Regions from separate parts of the Homo sapiens genome. Here region 1 is linked to region 2. Evidence: read pairs that join two places in POLR2A ChIA-PET (ENCODE). Cell type or tissue: B cell. All regions are shown on one strand. Region 1 has its middle 19 kb from the start of LINC02926. Region 2 overlaps HOOK2 (hook microtubule tethering protein 2).

The links. ChIA-PET counts read pairs that join two places held together with the same protein. Peaks named below come from ENCODE experiments on the same cell type or tissue, not always from the same donor. Only the 100,000 strongest peaks of a DNase experiment are listed, where the experiment ranks them.
Region 1: POLR2A ChIA-PET joins it to region 2 with 6 read pairs; 2 of 35 experiments call an interaction of 5 or more read pairs at or near these places.

The regions. Positions count from the first base shown.
Region 1 is chr19:12,569,687-12,572,186 of GRCh38, reverse strand. No RefSeq gene overlaps it. Among named protein-coding and RNA genes, the nearest start is that of LINC02926, 19 kb to the right of the region's middle. In B cell, no CTCF peak of the experiment used is centred here; no DNase peak of the experiment used is centred here; H3K27ac peaks cover 801 bases.
Region 2 is chr19:12,768,562-12,771,061 of GRCh38, reverse strand. It overlaps HOOK2 (hook microtubule tethering protein 2), which reads left to right. Exons shown (of 23, transcript NM_013312.3): 10 at 1-130; 11 at 980-1,181. Among named protein-coding and RNA genes, the nearest start is that of HOOK2, 5.7 kb to the left of the region's middle. RefSeq lists an enhancer at 1-120 and a silencer at 1,079-1,308. In B cell, no CTCF peak of the experiment used is centred here; a DNase peak (open chromatin) is centred at 1,281.

The DNA of each region.
Region 1 (2,500 bases), 200 kb after region 2:
CCAGGATTTCAAGACCAGCCTAGGCAACATAACAAGACTTCATCTCTGAGAAAAATGAGGTCATAAGATTAAAAAAAAGAAAAATCGGGTTGTCACGCGTGTCCGTGTGAAGAGACCACCAAACAGGCTTTGTGTGAGCAGTAAAGCTGTTTATTTCACCTGGGTGCAGGCAGGCTGAGTCCAGAAAGAGTCAGTGAAGGGAGATAGGGGTGGGGCTGTTTTATAGGATTTGGGTAGGTAGTGGAAAATTACAGTCAAAGGGGGTTGTTTTCTCGCGGGCAGGAGTGGGGGTCATAAGGTGCTCAGTGGAGGAGCTTCTGAGCCAAGAAAAGGAATTTCACAAGGTAATGTCAGTTAAGGCAGGAACCAGCTATTTTCACTTCTTTTGTGATTCTTCACTTGCTTCAGGCCATCTGGATGTATTCGTGCAGGCTTGGGCTCAGAGGCCTGACAGGGGTCAGTAGAAAAATAACTGGTTACAGGGAGTGACTTTCTCTAATCCCCCAAGGAAGAAACAGAACAAAGGTCAAGTTTAGTCTTCACTTCTTCCTTATCTAGGAGTCTGTGCCAGTGAATGGATCTGTTCAGCGGGGGTCCTCAGTGGGGTTCCAAGCCTCTGAAAGACAACTCCGGGATGTATGTTAAGATGTTATCCTGCCGGGCGTGGTGGCTCACGCCTGTAATCCCAGCACTTTGGGAGGCTGAGGCGGGCAGATCACGAGGTCAGGAGATCGAGACCATCCTGGCGAACACGGTGAAACCCCGTCTCTACTAAAAATACAAAAAATTAGCCAGGCGCGGTGGCGGGCGCCTGTAGTCCCAGCTACTCAGGAGGCTGAGGCAGGAGAATGGCGTGAACCCAGGAGGCAGAGCTTGCAGTGAGCCGAGATAGCGCCACTGCACTCTGGCCTGGGTGAAAGAGCAAGACTCCCTTTCAAAAAAAAAAAAGATCTTACCCTTAGTTTATATGGGGAAAGCAAACATATCTGGGCCTCTAACTTCCTGAGCTATTGTTTTAGATCTATTACCTTCTTGTTTAACAAGTTACTTATTTGCTTCTCATGGCTTCACTAGGTGCCTAGAATTTCCTTTAAACTCAGGATTTTTCTTTATTTCCATGCTTGGGGTCCACAGGCCGCTAATAAAAGGTGTCCCTACTGTCTTCATACCATAGCAATCTTCTTCCCGTTTCTTGTCATATAACCCCTAAAATTTTTTGAGTCTTAAAAGTGATAAGTGACATTTTGTATGCTAATGAGTTGACTGATGGCTTGGGCCTGCTGGATAGCCTCAGGATGGGGGGGCAGGTAGCAAAGGAAATAACCATGTGATTATAGGATTGGAACTTTCAGCTCCATTCCTTTGGACCTCCAGAGTGGGGAGATGGACTGAAGGTTAAGTTGATAAACAATGGGCAATAATGTAATCAGTCATGACTACATAATGATGACTCCATTCAACTTGAAAGGCCTGGGTCCGGGAGCTTCTGGGGAGCTGAACGTGTGGAGGTTCCTGAAAGGTGTCACACCTAGAGTCATACATCTCTTCCATCTGGCTGTTCACCTGTATCTTTTGTAATATTCTTTGTAATAAGTGGGTAAACAAAATTGGGCACAGTGGCATGAGCCTGTAGTCCCAGCTACTTGAGAGGCTGAGGTGGGAGGATCGCTTGAGCCCAGGAGTTCAAGACCAGTCTGGGCAACAAGGCAAGACCCCGTCTCAGAAAAAAAAAAGGGGGGTAAATTAAACTAATATGTTTCTCTGAGTTTTCTGAGCTGTTCTAGCAAATCGTACTAGTCAGGGTTCTCTAGAGGGAAAGACTAGTAGGATATCTGTATATATGAAAGGGAGTTTATTAGAATTGACTCACAGAATCACAAGGTAAAGTCCCACGATAGTCTGTAAGTTGAGGAGCAAGGAAGCCAGTGGTGGATCAGTCTAAATCCCAAAACCTCAAAAGTTAGGGAAGCCGACAGTGTAGCCTTCGGTCTGTGGCCAAAGGCCCGAGAGACCCTGGCAAATCACTGGTGTACGTCCAAGAATCCCAAAGCTGAAGAATTTGAAGTCTGATGTTTGAGGGCAGGAAGCATCCAGCACAGGAGAAAGATGAAGACGGGAAGACTCAACAAGTCAGCTCCTTGCATTTTCTTCTGCCTGCTTTATTCTAGCCACGCTGGCAGCTGATTAGATGGTGCCCACCCAAACTGAGGGTGGGTCTGCCTCCCCCAGTCCACTGACTCAAATGTTAATCTCCTTTGGCAACACCCTCACAGACACACCCAGGGACAGTATTTTGCATCCTTCAATCACGTTGACACTCAATATTAAATATCACACTAATTAAACTCAAGGAAGGGGTTTTCGGAACCCCAGTGTTTAAGTTGGTCCAGAAGTTCTAGAGGCCCTGGCTTGTGACTGGCATCTAAGATGAGGGACAGTCTTGTGGAACATTGTCCTTGATCTTTGGGATGTGATGCTATCTCCAGATAGATAGTATTGG
Region 2 (2,500 bases):
GCAGGGAGGATGAGCGCCTGCGCTGTGCCGAGCTGGAGAGGGAGGTTGCGGAGCTGCAGCACCGGAACCAGGCGCTGACTAGCCTGGCCCAGGAGGCACAGGCCCTGAAGGATGAGATGGATGAACTACGGTGAGTGGTGGGTTCCTGGGTCCCCATCACGGGGGGCGGGGGGTAAACCTGTTTCCAGAGTTCCCCTCTGATGCCATAGCAGCTCTGTAATTTTCATGTGCCCAGTGAACCCCCAATATGCCCCCTGGACTCCACAGTGCCACCCTGAGCCCTACAGAACGCCCAAGGCCACATTGCACTATCCTGAATTCCACCATATCCCCTGGACCCCACACTGCCCCCCCCTTATCCCACAGTATGCTTCCAAGACCCCATAGCATCCCTGTGGCCCCCCAAAACACAAGAACCTCCCCTACAATGCTCTGCAGATCCCACTGCACAGTTTGGGCTTCATAATGCCCCTGGATCCCATGGTACCTTCTAGGACTCCACAATGCAATTACTTTGCACCCCCTTTTGACTCTACTGTGCCTTCTGTAACCACAAAGGGCTCCACTGGGCCCCTATAGCATCTCTGTAATGCGAAGGTACTAGTGCACCCCCCAATTGCACTTCTAAGGACCCCGCAGTCCTCTTGTCCCATACCTCCCCCAATGACTCCAAGGTATCCTTGGCAGATGCTCAGACCTCTCTAGGCTCCCCATCACTCCCCCTATAACCCCACCCTCTGTGTCCCCACAATTCCACCCCAGGGGATACCTGATTATAACCCTGGGCTAACCATTGCTGTAATGACTCTCAACAGCTCCAGGCCCTGATTGACCCCTAACCCTCAACTTTCATGACCCCTTCACCTTGAACCCAAAAGCCTCAGGCTGAACAACACCCTGTGCTCCAAGGGCCACTCCACATCCCAGCTGACCCCTGATCAGAGCTCTCAGCCCTCCCCCTTCCCTCCCACTCCCCTAGGCAGTCTTCGGAGCGTGCTGGGCAGCTGGAGGCCACGCTGACCAGTTGCCGGCGCCGCTTGGGCGAGCTGAGGGAGCTGCGGCGGCAGGTGCGGCAGCTGGAGGAACGCAACGCCGGCCACGCCGAGCGCACGCGACAACTGGAGGATGAGCTACGCCGAGCGGGCTCCCTGCGCGCCCAGCTGGAGGCGCAGCGGCGGCAGGTGCGGCGGGGGCGGGGTTAGGGCCGGGGCCCCGCCCCTGGCAGCAAGTCTCTCACCGTTGGCCAGCCCTCCGCCCACCCCTGATCCCCTCCCTTATTTGTACGTAGGCCACGCTCTCCGGGCCTCTTCCCTCCACCCACGCTGCTCTTCTGTCTGGGTTAGTAAGCCCAGCCTTTCCCTTCCCTTAAGTACCGCTCCTCTAAATTCTTTGATGCCCGCCGCTTCACCATGCTGCTTGATTTCCTTGGGGCTACCTAACCATGTAACAAAACTCGTGGTAAATTGAAAATATCCTAAAATGCATAAAGGCCAGGCCTGGTATCCCAGCGCTTTGGGAGGCTGAGCCGGGAGGATCACTTGAGCCCAGGATTTCGAGGTTGTAGTGAGCTGTGGCTGCATCACTGCATTCCAGCCTGGGTGACAGGGTGAGACCCTGACTCAAACAAAAGAAAAAGACCGGGTGCGGTGGCTCGCGCCTGTAATCCCAGCACTTTGGGAGGCCAAGGCGGGCACCCCATAACTCCTTCTGTAACCCCACATCACTTGAGGCCAGGAGTTTGAGACCATCCTGGCCAACATAGCAAAACCCTGTCTCTACTTAAAAATAGAAAAATTAGTCTGGGCGTGGTGGCTCACTCCTGTAATCCCAGCACTTTGGGAGGCCGAGGCGGGTGGATCCCGAGGTCAGGAGATCGAGACCATCCTGGCTAACACGGTGAAACCCCATCTCTACTAAAAATACAAAAAATTAGCCGGGCGTGGTGGTGGGCGCCTGTAGTCCCAGCTACTCGGGAGGCTGAGGCAGGAGAATGGTGTGAACCCGGGAGGCGGAGCTTGCAGTGAGCCGAGATCGTGCTACTGCACTCCAGGCTGGGCGACAGAGCAAGACTCCGTCTCGAAAAAAAAAAAAAAAAAAATTAGCCGGGCTGGTGGCGCGCGCCTGTAATCCCAGCTACCCAGAAAGCTGAAGCACGAGAATAGCTTGAACCTGGGAGGTGGAAGTTGCAGTAAGCCAAGATCGCATCACTGCACTCCAGCCTGGTTGAGAGAGGGAGACTGTCTCAAAAGAAAAAAGTAAAAGATATTAAAAAAAGAAAAAGAAAAAGAGAGCTGGGCGTGGTGACTCATGCCTATAATCCCAGCACTTTGAGAGGTTGAGATGGGAGATCGCTTGAGGCCAGCAGTTCGAGAACACCCTGGTCAAGATAGCGAGATTCCATCTGTTTTCAAAAAATAAAAATTTTTAAATTTTTTTTAAAAAAGAAAATCCATTGAACATACTTTACCTACTGAGCATCACAGCCTAGCCTAGCCTACCT